Linked DNA regions of Homo sapiens: region 2 is linked to region 1. A link is a loop called in an ENCODE intact Hi-C map of the cell type or tissue named here. Cell type or tissue: PC-3. All regions are shown on one strand. Links, peaks and the distances in the headings refer to the core of each region. The heading gives the core; the rest is flanking DNA.

Region 1 (7,049 bases), core at 602-5,601:
TTTAGAATAAGTGAAATGTGTTGCTGAGAAGAATTTATATTCTGTTGATTTAGGGTGGAGAGTTCTGTAGATATCTATGAGGTCTACTTGGTCCAGAGCTGAGCTCAAGTCCTGAATATCCTTGTTAATTTTCTGTCTCGTTGATCTGTCTAATATTGACAGTGGGGTGTTAAAGTCTCCCACTATTATTGTGTGGGAGTCTAAGTCTCTTTGTAGGTCTTTCTATTGGTGATGGAGTAACAGGTTCTGCTCATACCATTGTGGTTTGTTGCCTATGATCATAACTAAAAGGAATGCTACATTTCAGTTAGAGATGACAAAAAATAAAATTTTAAATTTCTCTCCAAGTTTCTGGACCTCCTAAATTCTAGCTTAAGTTCCCCTGATATAGGATCAAGCTACATGGTGACTTGTAAGTTCTTGGAGGGCAGATATTATGTTCCAACCACTTACATAGTTGAATTCTGTTTTTTGTTGTGGAAAATGTCAAATATATAATAAATGGAACAATATGATGAACCTTTCCTAGGCACCTATGAACCAGCTTCAACTATTACCAACTCACAGCCAATATTGTTTCACCTATACCTTTACCCACTTCCCTTCCTGTATTATTTTGAAGTCAGTCTTAGACACTGGATCGTTTCATCCCATACTTTGACTTATACATAGTAGGTGGGCCATTACGTATTTGTGGATTGCTGATGGCTTAATTTAGAAAGGCCATTTCAGGTGCTTGCTTCCAGTGATCATGGGTCAGTGTCCCAGAAGTGTGGACTGGGGTCAGAGAATCCCCTCCCTGTCCTCAGTCATGGTCTATTCCATGCTTCCCAGCACATACCTGATGCTGCATTAGTTATTTATTCATTTCCACATCTATTTTCAGTCTTTTTCCACTGCAGTGTAAATTTCATGAAGGAAAAGACTTTGTCTGCTTGTCCACTGCATCGCCAGTCCCCCAGCACAGTGCCTGGCATATAGTAGGTGCTTAGTAAACTCAGTACATTTCGAATGAGTGGATGGCTAGGCCCCCTGAATTGAAAGTGAATGAGGAAAGGGAAGTTATGGAGATGTATGCTATTTCTACTCAAAAGTAGGGTCCCTGTACCACAGCATCAGTATCTTCTGGAAGCTTATTAGAAATGCAGAATCTCAGGCCCCACGCCAGATCTACTGAGTCAGAATCTGCATTTAAACAAGATTTTTAGGTGATTCTGTAGTTACATAACAGTTTCAGGAGCCCTGCTTTGCCACCTTAACCTGCAAGGGAGAGAATGACAACCAGGAAGAGCTTTCCGCTGACTTCCAAGATATTACCAACCAGGAGGGCAGGGCAGGGCAAAGGAATGCACTCATTTGTGAGTTAGGGATCCTAGTTTTGAAGTTTGGTTCTCTGGGCCTCAGTTTCCTCATCTGAAAGGTGGGTGAATAAGACATTGCTGCAAGGGTTATGGGAAGATTAAATGAGGCAATGGCTCTGGTGTGAAGTACAGAGCAGGTCCTGGATGACTTTTTTTTTTTTTTTTTTTTTTGACAGAATTTCACTCTATCACCCAGGCTGTAGTGCAGTGGTGCAATCTCAGCTCACTGCAGCCTCTGCCTCTTGGGTTCAAGCGATTCTCCAGCCTCAGTCTCCCCAGTAGTTGGGATTACAGGTGCATGCCACCACACTCAGCTAATGTTTGTATTTTTGGTAGAGACGGTGTTTTACCATGTTGGCCAGGCTAGTTTCAAATTCCTGAGATCAAGTGATCCATCTGCCTTGGCCTCCCAAAGTGCTGGGATTACAGGAATGAGCCACTGTGCCCAGCCCTGTATGACTCTTGAACTAATTCCACATGGCTGTCTTTCCAAAATATGAAGGAATGACATTTGTTCATTTTTCAAATGCCATTTGATATTTTTGACTTCTGACTCCAAACTTGTTCTGGGAATCCTCCCCCTTCTGTTTAATCATAACTGTGGAGAGTGCTTGGAAAAAGTGTGAAGTGTGAGGCTCACCTTTGGTGCTCCCAGCCATTAACTTCTGTACCCTTTCTCCTTTTCTGGGATATCCTTCTCCCTATGGGGCATCACAGACCCTCTTCCATAAGATCCTGCTCCCAGGCAAAACAGCCAAGATCACAGTCACATAGCATTTCATTCCCTGAGAACTGGGGGTCCTTGATGGTAGAATAAAATTGTTTTCCTTGATGTAGGTATCAGAGGGCTAGTGGGGGAATTTTTTAAAAACCCAAAACATTTTGCATGTGCATGCCATTGAGGAAGGGACTTCCCAGCCATTGAAATATTATAACATCCCATGGATAAGTGCTTGCTTTGGCCTTGGGTGTTAAGAGTTCTGATGGTCACAATCACTTCTTTGTGTTGGAGCCATGGACCAACAAGGTTGGGTCAGTTCAGCTCGAGAACAGTTGGACAGATTGAGGCACTTCTTACTTCTAAACTCACATTTGGCTGTTCTAATCTGGACGTATTCAAAACAACTGGCTGAGGCAGGGAAGCGGAACTGAAGCTTTTTAATGCTTACAGGGAATATTGATAGCCCAGGTGAATGCTCCTCACCCCTTGCCTCCAAATACTCCCCAGCCTTGCCTCACACATCCATTACATGATACTCTGTGTTTACCCGGGGCTTGTCCCAACAGAACTTAGTAATCCTACTTCTATCTTGGTCTGGCTGTGTATTTACATGGTAAACATTTCTACAAAAGACAGGGAAATATTCACTTCAAAATACCCTATAAAAATTGCCCTTTAGAGATGAGTGGATAGGAAAAAGCAAACATTTCATATTTATAAAATGAATCATTTTTATAAAAATGTTACTCATAGACCAAAAACTTAATAATATTGTTGGTAGCACAGTAATACTTGTATAGGTTTGTTTCGCATTGTAGAGATATATAGATGTATTCTTTCATATACATAATTTCATCTAAGCTTCTCAGAATCCAGTAAGGTAGACACCATTATCTCTAGTTTTAAAAATGAGAAAACAGGGGCTTAGGAAGGTTGTATAAATGTCCAGTATTATGCTCCTAGGCAGCCTGAAGATAAGGATATGAGGCTAGGTCTTCTCAGTCAAAACTAAATGCCTATTGGCATATTTCAGCCAAGGGTACCTTAGAAGCCAGTTGTAAACCCATTGGCACACAGCTGTCTCAAAGTATCTGTACCATTGAGTGTCTAACCAGGAAAATGAAACTACTGCAGATATTTCACACAGAGGGAATTTAATATAAGGAATTGGCTCCACTGGTGATGGAAGAGCTGAGAAGTCACACAGAGAATGGTGAGGTAACCTGGAGTTTAGCAATGGTAGTAACCTGCTACCTCTCTCAAGCTGGAGGGACATAGGGAAGGGGCCAAGCTAACAGAACCTAAGGGCTGGTGGCACTCTGGAAAGGCTGGAACAATGGTGAGCCAGCCTGGAGGGAGTGGAAACCCCAGAGGATACATGGCCATGGTCTCTAAGAGGGAAGGGAGGAAATACCCTACCTCTTCCCTTCCTCCTGCCCTCCAATCTCCTCTGGGTGCCTCCTCTTGGCTGAGCCCAGCCAAGCCCAGCCCAGCCCAGCTAGAAGCCAGTAGACCTGGGATATGCAGCCTGCAGGGGTAAGCAAAGCAGTAGAAGGTGAGGAATGGATCTAGGGGAACAGGCCCAGGGCAGCACAGCATCTTTTATTCCTAGGTATGGGTGAACTCCTGGAACTAGGTTTGTGCCATTGAATTTTCCTCCTCCAAGGACCCCTGATTTAGCCTGTTTCTTTGGTGACACCTACCTCCTAGTTGCCTCCCTGACCCACCTCAAACAGGCTTGACAGCAATCCGTTTTTGACCACTTTCTGGGATAAAAAAGGAAGAGCTCAGAAGTTTGTAAAGGTGAGAGAAAGTGGTTTAGATTTGCCCAGTTATGCATTTGAGACCCAGATAGAAACTCCTGTTGATTTTGGGACACAAAGACCAAAGCTCCAGTCATTCAACAAAGGGCTGTGTCAGTGAATATCTTGGCAAGCAGATGTCAAAAAGAGCACTGCCAAATGTCCTGCCAGGAGAACTGGTTTGGCAACAAGCTGATAGACCCAAAGGACTAGAATACACCACCCGTTCTTCTTCTAGATACTACTTAATCAGCTCTGATTAAAATAATAATTTCAACCTTTGTTATTTTGCAAAACCCTCTCCCAATTTGCTGGATTTTGCAGGACTGTTGTCTTCCTCTATCCACTGCCCTCCCTCCACCCCCAGGATCCCGCTTTCCATAGATATTTCTCTGTTAAAGGTAAGTTTGTTTGCAGGACTTTTTATTGCTGTCGTTCATTCCACAACCTTCTATGTAGATAATTGGAGATATCTGATGCCCTTAAACTAAAATGGGAAAACCCTGGCGGAAGAAAAATTGTGTCTGTGGTTCATAGCAGTTTTGCAAACTTTTATCAATGAAAAAAGAAACTCATGGTTATTTGGGTTCATGATTGCGATGAGATAAAAGGGAAACCCTACACCTCATTCAGGGTTGGGTGCACAATAGGTTCTCATAAAAGAAATGCTCGCTGAATGGATGGGAACATGCAAAATGTACAGTACCCTGTTCATTCCCTTTGACAGGTGCCTTTTTGTTTTAAATACACATGGCAGCATTTGATAGCATGCAACTAATGCCTTGGAGTTTTTCTGGGGACTTAATAAAGCCCAAATAGTAAAAGGTCTTCAAGGTTTTGTTTGGTTTCTTTTAAGGGGTTGCTACCTCTGTCCTCTGTACTGTTGAGTTTATGATGAATTTGAGGCTTATGTGTATGTTGAGTCACTTTATCTGCTTGATCACTTTTATATTCTGTAGCTTTAAATATTTATTATGCAAGCTTTCAGAGAATGACATAACAGTCATGTATCAACCATTCAGTTCTACCAAAGCTAACGTTTCTCCCACGCCTGCTTTCTGTTTAAAGAAATAAAATGTTAGTTAGAATTGAAAGCCCCTGCTTTCCCATCCTAATCTAATTCTGTCCTTTCCCCAGTGTTAACTTTTATTCTAACTTTTGTATTTCCTCACCTCGATATGTTTTAATATTATTACTATGTATGTATATATTCAATAATAGTATTAACATGTTTTTAAATTTTGCAGAGCTCATATAATGTATGTGTCATTCTGTAACTTGCTTTATGATTTAAACATATCGATACACATGGTGTACTGTATTCATCTTTAACTGCCCTGAGGAATGCTATTAAAGGAATACAGTACAATTTATTTATGCATGCTCCTATTGATGGGTATTTAGGTTACTTCCAATTTCTTGCTCCTGCAAACAGTGCTGCCATAAATAATTATGTCAAATGTCCTTATGGCACATGGGGGAAAAGGTCTCTAGGGCAGTGGATCTCAATCTTTTGTACACATCAGAATTGCCTAGGGATCTTTGAAAAGTCCCACTGCCAGGTTGCACCCAGACTAATTAAATCCGAATCACTAAGGTGAAGCCCAGGCACCTGTATTTTTTTAAAACTCCCCAGATGATTCCAATGTGCTGCCAGCATTGACAGCCATTGCTTTAGGTCACATAACTAGAAATGAAGTTTCTGGGCCAAAATGTTTGTTCCTCTTCAGCTTTCTCGATATTACCAAATTATTCTCCAATGTGGTCTTTCCAATGGAAACGCCACCAGCAGGGTATGAGATCTCCTGTGCCTGTGGCATTATCTCCTCACCTAAACTTGATTAATCTTGTCCCTGCAGGGATCTCAAAGGGATGTGTCGAGAGATATCCCTTTGATGGCCTTCCCACACCTGCCTCTATCTGATTTATCCCCTGGTAAAAATTTTGCCTCGCCCAAAAGTCATGGAGTAGGAACCGTTCTCACAAAGTATAACTAAAAACTTGGGGCATCCAACACCACCTGATTTTGCAATTCAGGGTGTTGCAGTCAAGAGGTTGTTGCCATTAATTCTTGTTTGTATAGTCTAACATTCATTTCGTGGCGTGATGTGGTGCTTATCTGTGATATCTAGGTTTGGGGGTAGAAAATGACACAAGCCTTGTTGCTATGATGTTGCTATACCTTCCATTTAGCCACAGGTCCAATATGATAGTGCCCTGAGCATCTGGAAAAACAAGATGCTCAGCCCAAACTCATACTTCCATGATGGTTAGATCAGAGTTATTGCGGAGAAACAACAAAGAGATCCTAGCCTTGACCTTAATCAAGCTATAGCTGTGTCGAAATAAATAATTTCTAGCCATGATGTCCTCTCTCTTTGGACATTGTGGACACTTGAGTGAGGTTTTTTTAAGCTGCTCACATGCTGAAAGCTTATGTTAAACCCTCTCCCTGTGTTGATGCAGATTTAGAAAATTTCATGGATAAAAATTGATGGGGTTACAATTGTTACCCACTTTGAATTTAACAACCTTAAACATAATACAGTAAACTTCCCTCATAGTATGCAAGTAAAATGCCATGCCATGAAGTTGATGAAAAATTGGGCAAGTCTTCATAGCTACCTGGCCAGGAGTTCCAGAAGTCTGACTGTGTGATCAAAATCTGTTCTAGCACTGGCTGCAGTTTCTGGTGGCAGTGGACCTCTCTGGCTTAAATATTCATGGGGATGATTCTGGGTCCTATGGTTGGCTAGGATACTCCAGGAATCTCCTGGAGAGTTGGCACTCTTTCATTGGCCTATTTGGGGAGATTGGGTCAGAAGAATACTGGGGACTCAGGGACTTACTGTCTTCCTCCCTGCATCACTTGCTGACACAGGGTTGCCTGCCATTTCCCAGTCCAGCCTCACCTTCCCCTACACAATTCTATCCACTTTCCCCTAAATAGAAGTTTATTTTGCCCCTTTTTGAAAGCACAACCCACCACTAACTGCATTAAATCCAGAATCTTGCTATCATGGGTGACTTATTGCAGGGTTTTACTCTTGAACTTATCTTTGCTTCCAACTCTGTGTCTTGGATTGGGTTCCCGAGAGACAGCACCCGACACAGGGATTCTAGTGCATGTGATTTATTGGGAGAGAGTTCTCGGGGGAAACCTGT
Region 2 (7,049 bases), core at 836-5,835, 82 kb before region 1:
AACTTGTGGCACAAATGAGAAATTTTATGTACTTAATGCTTTTTTAGAAAAATGCTGCTTCCAAAACAGCTCTAACATCCAGGATTTCTTGCCTAGCCAGTATTTCTGTGCCTAGAGTGAGATTCAGAGAATGAAACCCTTTTTTACTGAGATCCTGAGAGTTGCCTTTCAAGTGTCCATAGAGTATAAATAACAATAGCCTCAAAGAAACAATTAAAGGCTCTCCGGGTGGCTTATCTCAGATCCACTGAGAAATGAAAACCCCCAAACATGCCAGAACACTAAAAAAATGGCTGTGTCTGAGGGTGGTCTCCTTGTCATGATAAAGCTTTCTCCTCATCCTTCTGAAAATGATACCACCCTCATGTTAGCAACAGTATCGCTGTCTGGAAAGGGGCTGGCTGAATCTGGTGGGATTACTTTGAGTTGCATAAACACAGATTGAATTAAGCATGGCGAGTTGATGATGGGGAGTGTAGAAAGAGTCAGGACCTTGCGTTGGGATAATAACTAGTTCATTATCTGCCCAGATAAAGGTCGTACAGGCTTTTAGCAACAGCATGGAAAGGAAACCAGATTGACCTTTCTGACGGCAACTCTCTGCTTTTTTTTTTTTTTTTTTTTTCCAGACCTTAGAACACCAGTGAGTAAAGAAATCCGTGTCCCTCCTGACACCTTTCCTTTCCCTTTCCTGGCGTTCCCAAAATGCAGGCCTTCATTTCCATTGGTTTTGAAATGGCTGCCTTTGTTTAAATTACTTATAATAGAACGTTCCTGGAAAACTCTCACATAAGCCCATGAGCAGATGTTAGTATCTTATATGCCTCCAATTTTATATGCTATATCACACCTCTTCCTTGCTCCAAAATTTTGCCTTTGCATCAAAAAAGGCAAAAATCCTATTATTTAGTCAAAGGAAACTTCTGCTTCTTGGGCTATATCTTCCAAATTTCTTTAAAAGAGCTCATTATGAATCATTTGGAAGGAGCCAGCACACCATATTGTCTTTGTGTGAAACTTAGAAAGCAGTGTGGTGTGGGTGGAGATACGTCCAACTATAAAGAGAAATTATAGTTACAAGTGGCTTTCAAGACATTAAGGATATTTTGGAGTCCTAAATTAAGCAATGGCAGGTTAATCTTTTCCCAAGAGGTGGTGATTTTGGCTAAGTATCATAAAAGGGTTATCCCAATGTTTTCAACGTGGTTTCAAGTGAATGATCATCTCTTATTCATTTTTCATAATCATTTTAATATGCCACATATGTTCCAAAATGGGTTGGCAAATTTATTTTCTTTCTGCTACCTTAGAAATCTTGTCAATAAAATGAAGCCTAGTAATATGGATTTCTTACGTAGCTATAATTTTTCTTTGTGAGGGAGTTAAGATGTGTACTTCAGTAAGAGGAATGGGCTGTGTTGAATGCCAGATCATAATGAGGCCTCCTGGCGCCAATAAATTACACTTGCTCTAGGTTGACTAGCCATGGAATGAGGTCATGTATCCTTGATCCAGATCATGAATGTGACAGCCTGCATCTACATACAGTATAACCCAATCCTTGCTACCGTACTATATTTCATCACAGTCTGTGTCACCTTCAGGGCGTGGGTTTGACAGAAGATGACAGTAGTGATGCATATTATGCTCAATCCTTAGCCTCAAACAGCAAAAGGCCTTACATTTAGATTTTTTTTAAAAAAAGAAGACAATTTTATATCACCTACAGATAATTAACAGGCTCTGTGTGAAAAATGAAATTAGAAATATTGAACTTAGAAATAGAGGAAAAAATGAAATATTCCTTGAAATATATCCAGGTAGTGTAGAATAACCCATGACCATATTCTGTAAGATTTTCCTTTTCCTGGCTCCCTACCCTATGTTTATATTCACCCCAAATGCACTTTTAATCACAGCTTTTTCTCCATGAGCAAGTAATTTTTTTTGAAATAAGATAATCTGTTTTGTAAGGGGTAAGTGATTGTTTTATCCAGGAAAGATGTATTTCACAATGGTATTAGAATTATGTGTAGTTTCATACTTTTGGTAACAGGAGATTTTTAGATGAATGTTCAGCCACCCCTGATTATTTATATAGCTCCCTGAAGTTTGCAGTGACATAGAATGAAGTGATAAAGAATGATGGTAAATGTCATTATGGTGTTAAGTGTATCTTTTCATATGAAATAGTGAGAAAAGCCTTGTGCATATATGAAGCTCTTGAACTATGGATGAGTAACATTAGTGTGGCTCCATTTCAATGATATTTATATACTTAAATAATGTATTCTTTTATAATATATATTATATATTAAGATAATATATATGTATTCTATCATCATATCAAGAACATAGCTCAAAAATGTTTTCAAAGAAATTGAGATTGAAAACAAGCGTTGCTGGGTGCAGTGGCTCATGCCTGTAATCCCAGCACTTTGGGAGGTCGAGGCCGGCAGATCAGTTGAACCCAGGAGTTCAAGACCAGCCTGGGCAACATGGCAAAACCCCGTCTCTACTAAAAATAAGAAAAAATCAGCTGGGTGTGGTGGCATGCACCTGTAGTCCCAGCTACTCAGGAGGCTGGGGTGGGAGAATCACCTGAGCCCAGGAAGTCAAGGCTGCAGTGAGCTGTGATCACGTCACTGCACTCCAGCCTGGTCAATGGGAGTGAGACCCTGTCTTAAGAAGAAAGAGAGAGAGAGAGAGAAAACAAAGGCAGCAATTATGCTAAGTCTCAAAAGTTCCTTTTAACTGAATGCTTAGTGTGTCCTGATATTTAACATCACTTTCCAATAATCTGAAAAAAAGTCTAGTGCTTGTTGACTCAAACTTGAACAATGTTTGCATGCTGACTGATGTGTGAGTCAGAAGGTATCCATTATCTTAATCAAAGATTCACAATTTTTTTTCTGTAAAGATCCAGAGGGTAAATATCTTGAGCATTGCAGATCATGAAGTCTCTGTCATAGCTCTTTGTCACTGAGTGCGAAAGCAGCCATAGACAATACGTAAATGAGTGAGCATGGCTGTGTTCCAATGAAAGTTTATAAAAAACAGGTGGTGGGTCAATTTGGCTTGTGGGCTGAAGTTTGTCAGCCTCCGATCTTAACTATGAAGCTTTTAAACTTAGCCTAATTGAAAAACGATTTCCATATGGCACCTAGTAGAATATGTGACTACCTGTGTATTTAGCGCTTGTGTGTGTGTGCGTGCACACACGCACACACATACACACAAGAATGAAGGTTTACATGCCTTTTTGAGATCAGTCTGGAAAAACTCCTGTACATGTAATTTTGTCTTACAGTCAATAAATATGTTCCATTTTCTAAATAAATAGTCCGATTCTCTGTGGGATTGTGGCTACCTTATCCAATTAAAGTTTATGTAGCGTTGTCATTGTTATCATTTCTCCTCTCAAGTTCATTGCATCATGATCATATGGGTTGCTTAATTATTACTCTTTAGTGGTGATGATGCTATTCACATGGACTTTTTTAATGTGGGCTGTGCAAGTTGCTTTTGTTATGAGTCATTCTCTCTTGATGTCATTAGCTGTTTTAAACTAGGCATTAATTGAAATGAAACCACAAGCTTGGTTAGATTGATTAATCGTTTCAGAACCTATTCAAAATACTTTTCTTTCTTCCCAGAAAAAGAAACTATAGTCATTTGCCCAGAAATGGGAGAGAATCATGCTTTTCCAAAGGCGAAGACTGTTTGTTTTGAAAAGTGGATTTATTGGGATGATAAATCTGGCTTGTACTATCTGCTCACCTGTTTGTCCTCGGGGGAGCTATCACTCTATTAATCCTTTTACACTGGAAATGTTGAAATGATAGACAGTTTCAAAAGTTGCACCCCCAAAAAAAGCAGATAAACATAAACAAATCTTACTCTTCTACTTTGGATATGCTTTGAATCAGCATGCTGGGGCACTTCCTTATAAGAGGAAGGCAATTAAACAAGAGCTTTGGTCTTTTGTAACCAGGTCCTGCCTTGTATTTGGGAAGCTCTGTCGTATAGAGAATCAGGCTGCAGGTCTTACCTTCTAAACTCTCAGCTTTAACTTTTCTTTCCTGTTTTTTATTTTTTTTCAAAGAAATAACTGATCTTTCCACATCTAAACTGCAGGTGCAGACAGGCACACAAAATGACACTGTCCCAAGGTCCAGGCTACTTCTTCTGGACATTTGATCTGCCAGGTCAAATTTCCAGGAGGACTGGCCCAGACAATGTCAAGATGAGAATTTCTTCCCTTACTGCTTTCTGTGCAATTGATTGCAGCATCTCTGCAAAACCACTGACATTCTCTTAACCTTAGTTTGCTTTTTTGTGAAATGAGTGAATCCCAGTACAAGGCAGCAGCAAACAAAGGTGTAAAAATCACCTGAGGCAGGAAGGCCAGAAACGAATCCCGGTGGCTTGAGGTACAGTTGTGCATTCATAAATTCCATCAGCATGTTTGGTCATGAATGTCAGTGTGACATTTCAGTCATTTAAATCATTGACGATCATGTACTTTTATGTGCAATTTGCTTCTAAAAATATGTGGGCTTTCCAGGCTTTTATTTCATAATGTTCCCTCCCTCCCCCGTCTCCGCGCCAGTGAAACAATTAGGTAATATGTTTTAGAGAATGCCTCTTCTTAGCTTGGGCCTGTTTTCTCTAAGACGTTACTAGCAGTTTGCTCATTAGCAGTGACAAGGAAATGGCACCAGAGATGCTTTCCTGAGAGGTCTCCCTGCACTGGGACCTGGAAGGTGAGCCACTGGGTGGCTGAGACCCTGGGAGTTTTAGCATGACGGCAAAGGGGAACAAGAATTTTCCTAGCCTATGATGTTTTCAAGTATCCACTCTGAAAACGATGAATTAGATGAATTCTACTTTAGGATAGGCAACACAGAGAGAAAGACAGACAGACCTTCCCCCTCCTTGCCCCCTTCCACAGAGGCAGAGGAAAGAAAGATTAGAGGCAGAGCAGCAAGGGTTCAAGAATGGAGGACAGAAAGGCAGAAGAGAAAATGGTGAGGCTGCAGTTCTCTGTTGCCCTTGGCAACACTGCATGGGGGCGGGGGTTGGCTGGTATCTTGGTACTGAGCCTGCCCTGCCCTGCCCCGGGAGGTTGTGGGATATCACATAGGGGTGGAGACCTCGCTGGGGACAGCTGAGCAGATGACAAGTCTGCACCAAGAACAAGCAAATGTTCTCTGCCGGGACACTGGCTCTATCTGTCTGGCTCCTTCCAGGACCTTTTGAACTTGTTCCCTGGGACACGGTATAGCCCGCTTGTGGCTCCTCTAGATATTTGTTTTTCCTAAGTGCATTGATCTATCAGAGTAAAAACTAGCCAAAAATAAGAATGGGGAATGAATCAATCCTCTGGACTCCTCTCTCCTCTGTGTTCCCGAGTCTCAATGGTATCAGATGGCCAGTTGCAAACATTTACTTCTGACTGAGTGCCCTGATTTCTTTAGTCTCTTATCTTCTCCCCTTCCCTCCCTCATTTCCTTATCCCTTTTCCCCTCTGCCCTCCTCTCTCCACAGCTTTGGTAAGAAATAGCCAGCCTTGAATTCAAGCATAATTGCTCGGCAGGGGGGACTTCCTTGAAAAAACCTCAAATTTTTGGGCTGTAACAGTGGAAATCTGTTTGAACCCTTGAACTTCCTTTATTGTTGAAATGACCACCTACAGAAACATGCTGGGGGAAAGTAGCAGAAGCACAGTGGTCCCTTTTATGGGAAAAACAGTAGCTGGAATTATTTCACTTTTGCAAGAATTCTGTAATGAGGAGGCATTTCTGAAGGGAGAGTATGGCACAAACATTCCACAAGTTGGAGATGTCTGGACTGAGATTGGGATATTGTAATAATCGATGTTTCTGGGCTTAGAAACAGAGTCTTCATTCTTTTTTTGACCACAAGCATAAAAGCTGGTAACTGTAGCATTTCTGTCTACTTTTGTTGCCATTTGCATGGGCTCGCTCTGGGTACTGGAGATTTTCAGGCACACAAGCTGCAATAGAAAGGCGGCTGGTATTTGCCTCTTAGAAAGTAAAGTTGGCATGCTATGATTTGTATTTTCCAACCAACAGGCTGTGTGGACTTTTTCCTCGGTTCACTCAGGCACCAGGATATCTTCCATTTATGGATGCCCTGTTCACTCAGTGTGCCAGAGAGGGCTTGTGCATGGGTGGACATACACTGATAAATCTGGGAAGTCGTTGCTTTCAGTCTCTCTCTCACCCTCATCCTCTCTCCACCCTACCCCCCAACGTTTTCATCTTAAACCAAAAATCAGAGTATGCCATTTATCTGCTTAACAAATGCCTATAACCCTCACCTATACAAGATAAAGTTCAAACTCCTTAGCAAGGTGTAGGTCTGAACCCAGCTCACTTTTCCCAACTCATCTCTTTACACTTCCCTGCTTCCCCTGGACTCCAGCACATGTGATGTGCAGGTCTCCAGATCTACCATGTTTATTTCACTTCATTGCATGTGCTGTTGCTCCTGCTGCTTAAAATACCTTTTCTTCTCTTTTTCACTGCAAACAACTCCTACTCAGACTTCCAAGCACAAGTGAAATATAACTTCCTCTGTGAAGTCTTCCCTAACTTCATCTGCTCACTCCATCCACTTTGCTGCTAAAATGTTTTCATATTTACAGATATTTCTCTTAACAGTACTTACTGCATGGGACTGTAATCAAATGTTACATGCCTGTTGCAGTCTGCTGCAAGCCTGGTGAGGGCCGGGGCCATATGGTATTCTGTTTTGGATTCTTAGGGCCCAGCATAGCACCTGGCATCTAGTAAGTGTTCAGTAAATATTTTCTGAATGAGTGGTTGGGATCCATTAGGAAAATGTAGGAGTATGTGTGTGTGTGTGTGTGTGTGTGTGTGAGAGAGAGAGAGAGAGAGAGAGACAAACTAGGGAGTGCGTGTTTTGAGTTGGAAGGCAGTTACTGCGATTGGTGTAAATTGTTATCTAGTTACAAAAGAGTCATAGTTTTCTTTCAATGAGCCTTGTAAAAGGGGGTGTTC

Evidence for each region. A loop is a pair of places that touch in the nucleus more often than their neighbours do. Peaks named below come from ENCODE experiments on the same cell type or tissue, not always from the same donor. Only the 100,000 strongest peaks of a DNase experiment are listed, where the experiment ranks them.
Region 2: a loop joins it to region 1, with 8 times the contacts of the local background. A loop is called at or near these places in 2 of 110 quality-filtered maps.

Annotation. Positions count from the first base shown.
Region 1 is chrX:17,492,567-17,499,615 of GRCh38, forward strand. The region is part of intron 1 of NHS (NHS actin remodeling regulator); the gene reads left to right. Among named protein-coding and RNA genes, the nearest start is that of NHS-AS1, 63 kb to the right of the region's middle. In PC-3, for the core only: no CTCF peak of the experiment used is centred there; DNase peaks (open chromatin) are centred at 2,635 and 4,025; H3K4me3 peaks cover 1,772 bases; H3K27ac peaks cover 4,132 bases.
Region 2 is chrX:17,409,913-17,416,961 of GRCh38, forward strand. All of the region lies in intron 1 of NHS (NHS actin remodeling regulator), which reads left to right. Among named protein-coding and RNA genes, the nearest start is that of MIR4768, 12 kb to the right of the region's middle. RefSeq lists an enhancer at 1-257. In PC-3, for the core only: no CTCF peak of the experiment used is centred there; a DNase peak (open chromatin) is centred at 2,909; H3K4me3 peaks cover 1,320 bases; H3K27ac peaks cover 3,938 bases.